Linked DNA regions of Mus musculus: region 2 is linked to region 1. A link is a loop called in an ENCODE intact Hi-C map of the cell type or tissue named here. Cell type or tissue: left cerebral cortex. All regions are shown on one strand.

The links. Hi-C counts contacts between places; a loop is a spot of excess contacts. Peaks named below come from ENCODE experiments on the same cell type or tissue, not always from the same donor. Only the 100,000 strongest peaks of a DNase experiment are listed, where the experiment ranks them.
Region 2: a loop joins it to region 1, with 2.0 times the contacts of the local background. A loop is called at or near these places in 6 of 42 quality-filtered maps.

What each region holds. Positions count from the first base shown.
Region 1 is chr7:105,181,410-105,189,409 of GRCm38, forward strand. No RefSeq gene overlaps it. Among named protein-coding and RNA genes, the nearest start is that of Olfr685, 4.1 kb to the left of the region's middle. In left cerebral cortex, no CTCF peak of the experiment used is centred here; a DNase peak (open chromatin) is centred at 4,702.
Region 2 is chr7:105,322,154-105,330,153 of GRCm38, forward strand. It overlaps Olfr690 (olfactory receptor 690), which reads right to left. Exons shown (of 1, transcript NM_020290.2): 1 at 7,064-8,000. The coding sequence ends at 7,090. It also overlaps the pseudogene Gm45331. Among named protein-coding and RNA genes, the nearest start is that of Olfr690, 4.1 kb to the right of the region's middle. In left cerebral cortex, a CTCF peak has its summit at 3,361; no DNase peak of the experiment used is centred here.

The DNA.
Region 1 (8,000 bases):
CATCAGAAGAACAAGGTGACTTAAGCTGCAACACAAGGAAATAAAGTTAGATTGAAGGAAGAAAATTCTTTCTGGATGCAAGTGTTTACAGATGAGTCTTCCACATATCTGAACCAGGCTGAGTCTAGCTGTCATGAGGGATAGGAGTAAACACTGAGCACAGCTGCCTTGAGAGAGATGTTAACTCTGCCACTCAGTGACTGGTTTCAAAACTGTCAACTTGAAATCACAATGCTGACTGTGTAAGTAGCGCTGAAGGCTATGTCATCTGTCACCTTGACACTCATCTCCTGCAGCCTCATGACACAGCACTCAGTAGTTGTTCCTAGGTAGTCTGCATCCCACATCTTCTCCCCCCTATTACATGTCAGTTCCAGGGTTCAGAATTTCCTCCTTCCTCTTTCCTATGTGACTTATCATTGAGTTGTTTTAACTTGTTAATGTGCTTCATTTCATTCCAATTTTATCTTTAGTACAAAAATATATCTGAGAAGCACAAATTCATTTCTCTGCATCCCTAAGCCCAAACACTCAACATTCAAAGTTGGTGGATTACCTAGTCTTCCCAGACATCCTACATTGTGTCTGTCCATGCTATATCAGTATTTGTGTGAATAAACCCTTATCTATGTATCCAAATTGAAAACTGTCTTTACTAATTTTTACAACTGATGCCTTTTATCTTTTCAACACTGCCCATTGACTTTACCTTTATCATCTCACAGCTGCTTTTTTCCCGAGCTCCCAGAATCACTGCCTATGTTCACAATCCAACTTTCTCTTACCTGAGCTCTACCAAACATAACAGAAAAATTCGGGTTGGAGAAACATTTATTGTGAACTCTGGCTGTAACACTCTATGTCTATGAAGTTTTGAAATTTTTACTTTCAACCTTTAAATCACAAATTCTCCCTAAATATGTACACACTCACACACACACACACACACACACACACACACACACACACAGAGAGAGAGAGAGAGAGAGAGAGAGAGAGAGAGAGAGAGAGAGAGAGAGAGAGAGAGAGAGATACAGATGTATGCATATAAAATACTTTGTGGAATGTCATCCTAAATGGAATAAATCACAGACTGGCATACAAGGTTCCCAGGTTGTCTTATAGCATTTCTTTCTTAGCAGTTGTGTGCTCCCAGTTACACATATATTTTGCTGTCCCCTTTTATTGCTATTGTAATTTTATGATCGCACAGACGTATTATACATGACTTCTATGCTGCTTTCTCCTTCTTTTATCTAAATTGCTCTTTTATCTAAATTGCTCTTTCTCATCTATCAAAATTTGAAGTCCAGTGTCCTATTCTCCTCCAGAAGTATTCACAGTGGTTTGCCAACCCTGATAACATTTCCTATATTTTATGATCTTCCTTTGTTTATCTATAAATTTCTGATATGTCCACATCATAAAATCCATTTCAACGTCTAAGTGTTTTATTTCAAAAGACAGAATCAGATCTTGTATTAAATTAAATTTGGTAATCACCAACAAGCATGGTGGTCCCTTCACAGTGTATAACATCAAACTTAATTAAATTTAAGCTATTTCTATTTTGTATTCTAGCAATAAAACTTTGGCGAGCTACTTAAAATTTATAAGCCTTGGTTTCTCATCTGACAAAAAATAAAGAAGATCAGCTATATACATTACTATAAATATTAATCAAACAGTGCATTCAAAATCTAGACTGACATTATTCTACAAGTTATGGTTTTCATTAGTATTACTATAAATTATTAAAGAATATGGTCCCAATTTTTTTCCATTTTTCTTCCCATCCACAAATGTTACCTCTATGTTTCAAATGTTCTGTCTCTTGTTGCCTTGTAAGAATTCATTGCTGTTGCCTCCAAGTGTACTAATAAGAGAAACAAGTAAATGAAACATGTACTCTGTTTAATCTGCTTCTTTTGATTCACCATGTATCATTGAACAGAAATGTATATGATATATTTATGACTTAAGATTTGTCTTAAGATAAAGATAAACTCTGAAATAGTATTAATCTATGCTGGGACTCATACATACACACATGAAGAGTCAGACATGACTCAGTTTTGGGTGATCCCACATCTATAGATCATTTTGAGTATTTTAAAATAAATCAGTAATGACTATAATACTGCCTCCTAACTCTGCCTATAATTACTACAAAATCCAAAATGCCCAATGAACAAACATCAGCCTTTTCTTTTCTTCCCCTTTAATCTTAAAGGAATAGCAGTAGTTCTGTTGAGTGCTCCATGGTAATCCATCCAAGTACAATAATTCATCCATTAGTACTTAGAACTCTGTACAAAGAGAAAGGTTATTCTCCTTCTTAGCTATCCTCTTATGATGCAAACCTGCTTCTCCATTTTTTAGCAGAAAAACAAAGTGATCACTATGCATTAGGGAAGCATGTCCATAGCTTTTATAGGAGCAATGTAAGGGAGGTTGAGGGGCAATAATGCAGGTCCTTGGCATCAGTTACCTCTGTGCTTTGTGGCTTGTATGCCCAGAGTAAAAGCCTGGAGCCTTCTGTATTACTAAGTGGTCCTCAGTGAGCCTTACAAAAAAACAGAAAAGCATTTGTCTCCAGGAATCTGGAGAGAGAGATGCATTTAACTCTCTGACCAGGAAGTGGAACATAGAAAGGACTGGGATGTAATTCCCTCACAGCCATCAGATCCACCCCAAGCCATCTGTCTTTTGTCAAGTGGTTCTTTGAGTTCTGTAGGGCAGTCTGATATGTCTCCTTTCCTTCTCAATTATAATCCTTTCATCGCTGTATCACTGCGCTGATTACTTTGCACTGTAAGACCACTCAATCCCTGAAGAGTAGGGATGATGTCTTACTTAGGGGAGACTTCCCAGAACCTGATGCAGCATTCCTGGAATCCAATTAATCCTGCCTATGACTGGGTAAAGAAACACATACCCAACTGTTCAAATTACATAATAAATAAGTGAAAATGGAAGCGGTCTTAAAGAACTTGAAATTGTGGGAACTTGATGAAGCAGAGGCTGGACTTCGGGACAAGGTCATCATAATAAACAGAAGAGTGTCTACTGAGGGGTGACCACTGAGCCTTGATGTTCCCCACCCAACGTGACACTCCGGGTGCTTCATGGGTGTGGGGGCTTTGCTGAATCTCAGCTGCAAGAGACAAGTTAGAGTTCTGGGTGTGTACAGAAAAGAAGGGAATCGGTAGTCAATATAAGACACTTCTTTGATTACCTGTAGTAGGTAGGAAGGTTGCTCTCTTGGTTGTGACCTGACTCTCCTTAATGTCCTCAACAGTGTCCTGGATTCCATGAAAGTTCAGGAAAGGGAAAGATAAGAACACAGCCAGAGGTGCAAGAATAGTGGGTCTGTGATAATGCTCTGACATAAGAAGAAGACACAAAGCACTCAGAGATATGGCTCTAACTAACACATCTTAGAGAACCTAATACAACAAGCAGGGCACTGTCTTCCTTGTGTCTGGGCTGTCCTCAAGGATGTGCCCTTTGAATTTGAAGTTTTGGGTCAACTATGAGGAAGATAGACTCAACAGCAAGTAGAGTACTTGGAAAGGGGTAAATGGATCTTGTCAAATTCAGGAAGGTTCTACTAAGCCTTCCCCTAATCCCAAGCCACAGAGCTATCAGGCACCATTCCAGCCTCCACAGTGACACACTGCTCTAGGTTTGGAGTGATGATGGGGAGACTTAGTGCTCAGAAGGACTGCATAGCAATTTCTGAATGTTGAAGAGAAAATTAAATACATCATTCATGGCCTGTGAAGCTAATGCTTCTGAAGTTGTCAACACTATTAGTAGCATCCTCCTGGGCTAGTGTGCTGTGAGGATGAGAAAATGAGACTATGCAGAAAGGGGTTGGGAGTGTCTCCAGCTCACGGTGATGTTCAATGAGATCACTAGGTGTCTGCACTAACAGCTTGTGGCAATGTGTCCTCTGTGATCTCTGTGTCAATGTGCTTAATTCTTTATGTCAGTGCCCAGGCCAGACTTGTAAAGAACAGAGCTTGTGACTCAGGGGAACAGTATCTAAAACTACTAAGAGGTGCTGGGCTGGAGAGAAAGCTCAGTCAAATAAAGGTCTGCAGTGCAGGCGCTGTAGGGAAGAGACAGCAAATGTGTCATCTTGCTGGCCAGCCTGCGGCAGTGAGCCCAGGGTCAGTGAGAAATCCGTTCTCAAAAAACATGAGGTGGACACAGACTGAGAGAAACACCTGCTATCTACCTCTGGCTTCCTCGTGCTGGAGCATTCATGTACATATCCACAAAATCATGTACATACACCACACACAATGAGAGAGAGAGAGAGAGAGAGAGAGAGAGAGAGAGAGAGAGAGAGAGAGAGAGACTACAAAGATATGTTAAAGCAGTTGTATTTACATAGTTGCAGCCCCATTAACCAAGCTGAGAAATGATTCCCCCCCCCACAGGACCTTAAAAAAATTCAGCACTCAGTAGGCTTCCCCCAACCCTAAATTCCAAATCTGACCTCATTTCCACAGCCCAGGTTCTGTGCTTCATCTTGTTGCTGCTTGTGACAGTTATGAAAGTTTCTTCTTGATGTTTCCTCAAAGGAGCAACCATGACTGTGAACAGACTCTGGGAAAGGGTGTTAATACCAACTGATAGGTCCCGGAGGACTTGCAGCACATCTGCTCAAAGCCTAAGTTAGTCTTCAGACTGGAGAGACACATGGGCTGAGTGAACATCCCAGAAGGGTGGGTGGATGAGCAGGGAGACAAGGCTAGTGATGACACCTTGACTCACAGGGTAAATTGAGACAGGCAGAGAGGTGGGGTATGGCTTTGGGTTACTGCCTAGAAGCTATTGGCTTCTGGCATTTTAACTCTTTCTTATAATTTAGAGGCTAGAAGCTACTGGCTGCTAGCAATTTAACTCTTTCTCTGGGGCCAGAAGCTGGTGACATCTGGTAATTTCACTCTTGCTGGTTGCATCAGGGAATTAAGAGGAAAATGGCTTAGTTACCTGGGTTGTTTTCTCTCAGCCCAAAGGCCCCTTGCTGGACAGGCTAGGGGCTCTTCTTGAGCCAGAGAAAAAAGAAAAGAAAGGAAGAAAGGAAGTCAGCTGCTCTTATCTCCCCCTTCCCCTTTCCCCTTTCCCCCTCCCCCCTTCCCCCTTTCCCCTTTCCCCTTTCCCCTTTCCCCTCTTCCCCCCTCTCACTCTCTCTTTCAGGCCAAATTACCTGCTTCATTGTATTCACAAGTACACATGCATACTTAGAAACATATACATATACCTTCATATGTATGTATGTCCATACATATAGACAGACAGACATAGATACATTTGGTGGATGGAGCAGAGGCCCAATGCATGCTCTATGAGCCATGAACCTCAAACTGTTCATCTTCACTAATCAAGCTTAGACCCAAGTGAACTCTACCTTTTTTTTTAAATGAGTGAAAGCAAAACCTTTATTTCCTATTGATCTCTGATTTTTATTAGATATTTCCATTACATTTCAAAAGATATCCCCTTTCCTCATGTCCCCTCTGAAAACTTGCTATCCCTGCCCAACACCCCTGCTCACCAAACCACCCACTCCTGCTTCCTGGCCCTGGCATCCCCTACACTGGTGCATCGAGCCTTCACAGGACCAAGGGCCTCTCCTTCCATTGATGACTGACAAGGCCATTATCTGCTACATATGCGGCTGGAGCCATGGGTTTCTCCATGTGTACTCTTTGGTTGGTGGTTTAGTCCCTGGGAGCTCTGGGGGTACTAGTTGGATCATATTTTGATCCTCCTATGGGCCTGCAAACCCATTCACCTCCTTGGATCCTTTCTCTAGTTTCTTCATTGAGGACCCAGTGCTAAGTCCAAAGGTTGGTTGAGAGCATCCACCTCTGTATTTGTCAGACAGTGGTAGGGCCTCTCAGGAGACAGCTATATCAGAGACCTCTCAGCAAGCATCTGTTGGCATTCATAAGAGTGTCTGGGTTTGGTGACTGTATATGGAATGTTTCCTCAGGTGGGGCAGTCTCTGCATGGCTTTTCCTTCCGTCTCTGCTCCACACTTCATCTCAGCAACTCCTTTCATGGATATTTGATTCACCCTTCTAAGGAAGGCCAAAGTATCCATACACTGATCATCCTTCTCCTTGAGCTTCAACTGCTCTGTGAACTGTATCTTGGGTATTCCAAGCTTCTGGGCTAATAACTACCTATCAATGAGTGAATACTTGTGTTCTTTTGTGGTTGGGTTAACGCACTCAGGATGATATTCTCTAGCTCCATCTATTTGCCTACAAATTTCATAAATTCATTGTATTTAATAGCTTAGTAGTACTCCACTGTGTATATGCACCACATTTTCTGTATCAATTCCTCTGTTGAGGACATCTGGGTTGTTTCCAGCTTCTGGTTATTATAAATAAGGCTGCTATGAACATAGTGGAGCATGTGTCCTTATTACATGTTGGAGCATCTTCTGGGTATATGCCCAGGAGTGGTATTGCTAGGTCCTCAGGTAGTACTATGTCCAGTTTTCTGAATAACTGCCAGACTGATTTCCACTGTGGCTGTACCAACTTACAATTCCACCAGCAATGGAGGAGTGTTCCTCTTTCTTCACATCCTTGCTAGTATCTTCTGTCACCTGACCTTTGATCTTAGCCATTCTGACTGGTATGAAATGGAACCTCAAGGTTGTTTTGATTTGCATTTCCCTGATGACTAAGGATGTTGAAAATTTCTTTAGGTGTTTCTCTGCCATTCAGTAATCCTCAGTTGAGAATTCTTTGTTTAACTCTTTACCCCATTTTTTAATAGTTATTTAGTTCTCTGAAGTATAACTTCTTGCACTCTTAGTATATATTGCATATTAGGACTCTATCGGGTGTAGGGTTGGTAAAGATCTTTTCCCATCTGTTGGTTGCTGTTTTGTTATATTGACAGTGTCCTTTGCCTTAGAGAAGCTTTGCAATTTTTATGAGGTCCCATTTTTCAATTCTTGATCTTAGAGCATAAGCTGTTGGTGTTCAGGAACTTTTCCCCTGTGCCCATGTCCTCGAGGCTCTCCCCCACTTCATTTCTGTTAGTTTCAGTGTATCTGGTTTTATGTGGAGGTCCTTGATCCACTTGGACTTTAGCTTTGTACAAGGAGATAAGAATGGATAGATTTGCATTCTTCTACATGCTAACCACCAGGTGGACCTGCACCATTTGTTGAAAATGCAGCCTTTTTTCCAGTGGATGGTTTTAGCTCCGTTGTCAAAGATCAAGTGACTATAGGTGTATGAGTTCACTTCTGCATCTCCATTTCTATTCCATTGATGTACCTGCCTATCACCATACCAATACCAGGCAGTTTTTTCACAATTGCTCTGTAGTACAGCTTGAGGTCATGGATGGTGATTCCACCAGAAATTCTTTTATTGTTTAAAAGTGTTTTCGCTATCCTGGTTTTTTTGTTATTCCAGATGAATTTGGAAATTGCTCTTTCTAACTCAGTGAAGAATTGAGTTGGAATTTTGATAGTGATTGCATTGAATCTGTAGATTGCTTTTGGCAAGATAGCCATTTTGACTATATTAATCCTGCCAATCCATGAGCATGGGAGATATTTCCATCTTCTGAGATTTTCTTTGATTTCTTTCTTCAGAGACTTGAAGTTCTTGTCATATAGATTTTTTTTTCTAGCTTAGTTAGAGTCACACCAAGGTATTTTATATTGTTTGTGACTATTGTAAAGGGTGTTGTTTCTCTAATTTCTTTCTAAGCATGTTTTTCCTTTAAGTAGAGGAAGGCTACTGATTTGTTTGAGTTAATTTTATATCCAGCAACTTTGCTAAAGTTATTTATCAGCTGTAAGAGTTCTCTGGTGGAAGTTTTGGGGTCACTTCAGTATACTATCATATCATCTGCAAATAGTGAAATTTTAAGTTCTTCCTTTCCAATTTGTATCCATTTGACTCCTTTTTGTTGTCTAATTGCTCTGGCTAGGAGTTTGAGTACTA
Region 2 (8,000 bases), 140 kb after region 1:
AACATTCATAACCAGATACTGATTGCAACTAGAAAACAGCAGAAAATATTTACCTTAATACTGACAAATATTTCATTTACCCCAAAAATGGGATATTTCCCAGGGCATGTGGAAAACTGTTTAGATCTAACCAAAAGTTGAGACAGTTCATGAAGTTGACTCTGCTGTGAAGAAGCTGGGGGGAGCAGAGAGGGGAATAGGAAAGCATCTTCCATTTGCACTTGTCTTTTTTACTCCCTTGCTCCTGAGCCTTACCAAATGGCAATGGCAATGCCCTAGGTGTCCTATTTCTTATACTTTACTCCCTTGACCAAGCTCACTCAGTCAGTCAACAGGGACTCAAGGGAGGTAGAGGTGGGGAGTGAGGATTAAAGAAAGAAAAGGCAATTAGACAATACTGTAATATGACTCCAGCGAGTGCTGAAGTAAGTTTATTTTTTCCCCAGCTGTTTAAATACCATTCTAAGTATATGCAACAAATAGGGTCAGTTCTTGGTCAAGAACAAACAAGGCATAAACAAAAGTCCTGTGATCACTGTATCCATGGCCTTATCAAGATGATCAAGATACAAGGAACACATTCCTCAGCTGTATTTATCTTGAGCCTACTTTCTTGTCCTAGACCAATGTCAAATATTCTTGCTGATATCCTTGAAGCAACACTAAGAGCTCTCCATACACCCTAAGTGTTTGATGTTGTATATGATGCACCCCAATTTACAACTTAGGTGAGGAGTTCCCTTAATGGTAAGAAGTGATGCTGTCAATCAACTGGATGCACAAAATCAGGATACCATTTTTCATATGAAGCAGAGTTTATTTGTAAGAATATATCATATGTAATATAAGTAACATAATATAATTTAATATAATATAAAACAGTAAGGAGTGAGAGAGGATAGAAGAAAGGATTCATCACTTACATATTCCATCCTATCAGGATACATCTATATTTCCACACCCTAGAAAGAAATCTGCACATACATGCCATCTGAATAGAAGAAGACTTTCTAAGTCACACAACATATATTGGTCATGTTCCCCTTCTGCTAAAACAACATGGAAATGTTATATGATTATCTGAATCAGAATGAAGACTTGATATCCTTCATGCATGCCAAATATCTAGTTTCTAAGCCTTTCTGTCCTATAAACAAATAAATTCTAATTCTGCTTGAAGAACTTGTTCTACTTGACAACAAAAATCCCAAGGCCAAGAAGGAATTATGTTATTTTCAATTTACCAACCTCTCAAATTTCTTTCCTCATCTGCACAAGGACAGAGTTGATATTTCTCTATGTGACTACAATGTTCAGAAAACCAAGAGACAGATGAGGGTTAGCTCGGTGTTAAGTGTGCCTAGTATGCCTGGAGCCCTAGATAGGATCCTTAACACCAGAGCAAAATGAGAATTAAGGGTAGGGATGGAGATGAGGAGGGAGAAAGAGGAAATAGAAAAGGCTATGTCTAAATATGAATTCCATAGAATAGTAATTTATTTGCAATAAAATTCAAAGCATGCTAAAAATCATTCCATATGCCCTTTTATAGCACTGAAATAATTTTTGAAACAATGAATTTATGAAATTCTTAGACAAATGGATGTATCTGGAGGATATCTTCCTTAGTGAGGTAACCCAATCACAAAAGAAGTCATTAGATATGCACTCACTGATAAGTGGATATTAGCCCAGAAACTTAGAATATCCAAGATACAATTTGCAAAACACAAGAAAATCAAGAAGAGGGAACACCAATGTGTGGATACTTCATCCCTCCTTAGAATAGGGAACAAAATACCCATGGAAGGATTTACAGAGACAAAGTTTGGAGCTAAGATGAAAGGATGGACTATCCAGAGACTACCCCACCCAGGGATCCATCCCATAATCAGCCAACAAACCCAGACACTATTGCATATGCCAGCAAGATTTTACTGAAGGGACCCTGGTATAGCTGTCTCATATGAGGCTATGCCAGTGCCTGGCAAATACAGAAGTGGATGCTCACAGTCATCTATAAGATAGAACACAGGGCCCGCAATGGAGAAGCTAGAGAAAGGACCCAAGGAGCTGAAGGGGTCTGCAACCCTATAGGTGGAACAACAATATGAACTAACCAGTACCCCCAGAGCTTGGGTCTCTAGCTGCATATGTAGCAGAAGATGGCCTAGTCAGCCATCACTGAGAAGAGAGGCCCCTTGGAATTGCAAACTTTATATGCCCCAGTACAGGGGAATGCCAGGGCCAAGAAGTGGGAGTGGGAGAGTGGGGGAGCAGGGTGGGGGGAGGGTATAGGGAACTTTCGGGATAGCATTTGAAATGTAAATAAAGAAAATATCTAATAAAAAAAGAAATAATTTTTGAATATTTTTAGCTCTAATGAAACTACAAACTAAACAGGGTGTCTTGCATAGAGTGCCTATTCCTGAATCTGCCCAACAAATTCACTATGGATGGTTCAAAGTAGCCAAAGAAATTAAAGGTGGTGTATTTCCCAGTAGGTAAAAAATAATGTAAGTGACTGGACTGGCACAGACTTGAAATCCCAACACCTGGGATGCAGAGGAAGGAAAATCATATGTTTGAGGATAGCCTGAACTATATAGAAACTTATCTGAACATACACACACACACACACACACACACACACACACACACACACACCTCTGTGAACAAGAGCATCCTTCAAAGACATGCATAGGTGAATCCAGGCTTAACAATAAGCTGCCTGTAAAACAGGCTCTGGATGTGGAAAAATGATACGAAGAATGAGGAAATCAGAACTACATGGTTTAGTACAAAATGACACAAGGAAATTAAAACTGGAGCACAGCCACAGGAAACTGGACTGTAAATGAGGATGGGTGAATTTGAGAGCCATGTTCAGGTATCCATAGGGTAAAGCTGCATTCTCTCCCAGTGAGATAGGTGCAACATCCATGATCTGCAATTTCAGCCTCTAAAACATAAGTGCTAGGGAGTAAAAGATGAATACTGAAACCATTCTGACTAGCCCAGCAGTGCACTTGGTGAAGCACACAATAACAGTTATGTCTGTGGGCAGTGTTAAGGTGCTCACAATACAGCTACCCTGTCCTTGGAAATTCCTGTTAGTGAAATAACACTTCTTGGCACTCCAAAAAACTATAACACAGCCATAAGTAGTCAGCCCTTATACAAGAATAGATGAGTTTGAGAGCCTCTAATGGAGTTCTAAAACCCTTTCACGTTAAGTACTCCTGTCTTCCTCCAGATATCACAGAGAATCTGCAGGATACCCCATAAAGGTGAAAGAGACACATATTAATTTCCTCCACCTGTACTTCTTGATGATAGCCAGTCATGTGGCCCCATCTAGAGGCTAGATTACAAAGTCTCTTATAACTTCTCAGGAACTTTTATCCTACATGGCTGGAGGTTATCAGGATTGTGTGCAATGTAATTTCTCACCCTGTTCATGGCTAGAAGTAAGTGAATGAATAATCAATCGATGGGTGTGAAATTTTAATAGTTGCCAAGTTATGACAGAAACTGAAGAGAGCTTAATGGCAGTAGGGAGACAGTTGGTTCAGGGGTGTCCTTTGAGATCAGACCACCTGTCTCCTGGACTCACAGAACTAGCAGAAGATATGTTGGGAAAGAAAAGGTTGACAATGTGTGTTGGCTACATTTCTGAAGTAGCTAAATAAGAAGAACTGGGCAGAAAACATATAAAAAGAATTGGTCACTTTCTCAAAAGGAAACAAGGTGGATTCAAGACAGTGGCTTGGAACAATATGTCTTTACGTTCTTCCAGCTCTGCAGGTCAGAAATCTGAAACACATTTCTTGAAGCTAAAACAGGGGCATGGACAAGGCTGTGTGTCTTTCTGGAAATAACTCCACAAGCCCTAGGAGAATCTGACTCTTCACACAGATCTTGGCTTGTCGTACTGATTCATCTCCAATGGCAAAGGCCAGTTGTACCTTTCCCATTCACAATTAATTGGTTTATTTTTTCCTGAAGCTTCAAGCAAAACTATCCCAACCAAACGTCTTAGTTAAATAAATACCTTAGGGAGAAGTTTGTGTTAAGAGTGTGGTGCCCAATAAATACTTCATATGAGGCAAAGGTCTCAATAAGTCATTATTACTCTAAATTATCTCCCAGTAAGTTACAGAGGTAAACACCGAGGCTATCAAGGGGAGAATAGAGAAAAGTTAAGAATTATGTCTATAGAAGACATTGGCAGGGTGCTGATTGGCATACAATAGAATCAAGCCATGAGAGGTTTCCTGATAAACATATCTTGCCAATGAAACAATCTGCTCAACTAAGAAAACATTTGAACTATTAAAAGTTAACATAGACCAGAAGAACCAGACTCGCTGCCTCCGTTCCCTCATGCAAATGAATGGATACTAGATGCCCTAAGAATCAGGCTTCCTCGGCGCTGAGTTTGGATTCGCCTCTGTGGACCTGCTCAAGAAGAGTTGCAGGTTAAGTGCTTTTCTTTCGGTTTCTAGCCTGCCTCACTTTGGCTCGCGTTGGCTCTCCCAAGCACTTGAGAAGTCGCAGTCGGTCAGAGGTCAGCGTGGATCAGAAAAGCAAAGTAAAAAGAGTAGTAAGAACGCCTCGAGAAATTGTTCAGCCTCCAAATCTCAAAGTCACAAGGCCAGCAGCACCTCCAGTGTTGAGGAGAGAAGCAAGCACAAGGCCTAGGAAGACATGGAGATCCAGCTCTCCCTCCTCCTCCTCCTCTCCTTCCAGTTCTTCTAGCTCCGCCTCACCCTCATCCTCCAGTGATGGCAAGAAGAAGCGAGGGAAGCACAAAGATAAGAAGAGGAGGAAAAAGAAAAATAAACGGAAGAAGCTGAAGAGGCAAGGAGAAGGCTGTGGTGGATGCTCGTCAGAGTGTAATTCGAACGTGACTGACCCAAAGACAGGACACACTAGGCTCATCAACGGAGATGGTGAGGTTTTAGAGGAAATTGTAACCAAAGAATGTCACAGATCAACAAGCAAGCCACCCGAGGGGCTGGCCTGGTTTTCCAGGTTCGAGTGGGCCTGCTTCCCTGAGGGCCCTGCTATCCCAGGCTTGTGAACTGCTGTTGGTGGCTTGGAGACCGATGGGTCCAGGTGCCTTTCTTACTGTGCCTTTCCTACAGCTCAGCATCCTCTTGGGTACAGTGCGAGGCCTAAGCACCGAATGGACAGTGGAGTGTCACTATTAAGGGATCTTGGTCACAGAAAAAAAAATTTTTTTTAAATTAAAGTTAACATAAAGTTAGGCATAGTAGCTGTAATCCCAACACTTAAGGTTGCAGATTTGAGGCCAGCCCAGCCTCCATGGTGAGTTCAAGTACTTGGGTTACATAGCAAGACACTGACTCAAAATGGGGGAAAAAGAACTGCTATAACTCTTAGTCTATCATATTAGCACCAGGAAGAAGGCTGCATGTTCAAGAACATGAAACTATAGGTGAGAATATGCGACTAAAGGTGAAATATTTTAACTACAGCAGCCACTACACAAAGAAAGCTCCTATTGCCACAAGCAACATTTTAAATGAAATAGCAGTGGCATTTCTTTTGCTGATTCTTCTGAAATTTTATGGTTTGCTACATAGTGTAACCTAAGCTAGCCTTTCTAATATAGACATGTTTATTCTGAAATGCCTGCAAGACACAAAAAGGGAAATGCTAAGAGAAGGTTTACTCTAACTGAAGACAGTGATGGCCCTCTCCCTAGAATCTCAGCCATCTACACTTCTGAGCCCACCATACTCCATGGTAGTTCTGAACTGATGAACACAAGTAGCCCTGGGTATGGGGAAAGGACTGGAATGTGAGAAGTGGCAGGATATAATCAGGGGTGAGATGCTGAAGAGATGGCTCAGCAGTTAAGAATACTAGCCACTCTTACAGAAGCCTTGAGTTCAGTTCCCAGCCCACACAATCTGTAACTCCAATTCTAGGGGATCTGACACCCTCTTTTGACCTCTGTGGGCACGAGGCATGTACATGGTGCACAGACACACATGTAGGCAAAAAACACCCATACATGTGGTTTATTTTTAATTTTTAAACTTAAAACAAAAATGGGGGTGAAAGTAATCAAATGTATTATATATAATACATGAAATTGCCAAGGATGGGATTTAGTTATGAAAAAGAAGTTGCTGAATATGTGAATGTGGATATCAAAGGAAAAGGCTAAGCTAGAATTATTAGTTTGGAAATCATCATAGTTAATGGGATTTAGAGCTAGATAACTGAGTTTGTCAGATTTAAAGCCGGACAATTGATGAGGAGGGGGAAACTCTAAAGGACTTAGAATCAGAATGTTTAGTTAGATAGCATTTATCTTTATATTACCAGTATGATCCAATTGTACTTATTCTCTGTTCATGCATTCAGCTCAGATACTGACCCACTTGCTAGATGAAGAAGTGGATATTTTATATGTAAAAATGATCAAATTCCCTTACATAAAAATACAATTAAACCCTTTCCTTAACATTTAAACACTTTGGTGTATTTCAAGGCACTCCAACATATTCACCTATTTTCATATTTGCTGGAGCTATGTGGTGACGGCAGCCATGATGCTGGATAAGATGATGGTCATGGTGTAGTCTGAACAGGCAGGCATGAGAGAGAAGAGAGGCCTCTGGACATGCTAGAAATCTCACATAAATAAAATCAAAAATATCTTTTTCATTCAGCATGTTTCAAGTTAGAATTACAGCTATGGAGAACCTATTGTACCCAGTGGTTCATATGCTCAAATTAATCCTCACAATAAGCTTAGAACATAGGTAAAGAGATTTTATTTTATAGGTTAAGATTAAATTTCTAAAAGATATGAACTCCCCATGGCTCACAATCAAAATGTAATAGACCCAGGATTTGAATCCATGTATATTTCATTCTAGTACTCATTTGCTTTCTGCAACAGACAACATGGTTCTTGAACAAAGGAACTCACTGGCAAGTTCTCTCTCTCTCTCTCTCTCTCTCTCTCTCTCTCTCTCTCTCTCTCTCTCTCTCTCTCTCTCCTGTTTGTAAGAGAAACTAAGACAGCTTTGTGAACTGTGACTGCTCTCAAGACTTCCACACAACAGACAACATGCGAGTCATGCTGTCCCTAATTTGCTTGGTCTTAGCACCATAGATGATAGGGTTAAGCATGGGGGGAACCAACACATAGAGATTTGCCAGAAGAATGTGCACATGGTGGGGGATGTTCTTGCCAAAGCGATGAGTAAGGAAAGTAAAAAATGATGGTATGAAAAAGAGGAGAATGACCCCAATGTGAGAACCACAGGTATTGAGGGCCTTGTGCCTAGCATCCTGGGAAGGAAGTCTAAACACAGCCTGGAGGATCAACGTATAAGAAATACCAATGAGTGCAACATCTACCAAAACTGAAGCCATTGGCACCGAGAAGCCATACCAGATATTGACAGTGATGTCAGCACAAGCCAATCTGGCTACACCAATATGCTCACAATATGAGTGTGGGATGACATTGGTCCTGCAGTATGACAGCCTCTTCAGCAGAAATATGATAGGGAAAATTGTCCCAATGCTCCGTCCCCAGATGGCCAGGGTCATTTTTCCAATTGCCATAGGTGTTAAGACGGCTGAGTATCTCAGAGGAGTACAAATAGCCACATATCGGTCAAATGCCATGGCCAGAAGGATTCCCGACTCAGCCACAAAAGCAACGTGGATGAAAAACATCTGAGCAATGCAGGCATCAAAGGGGATCTCCCCAGCATGGAACCAAAAGATAGCCAAGGTCTTAGGCACAGTGGTGGTTGACAGGAGAATATCAGTGCCAGCCAGCATGGACAGAAAGACATACATGGGCTCATGGAGGGTGCGTTCACTCAGGACAACAAGGATGAGGGCTCCGTTCCCCAAGACTGCAGCAATGTACATAAGACAAAAAGGAATAGAAAGCCAGGTGTGGTACTGCTCCAGCCCTGGGATTCCAAGCAGGATGAACA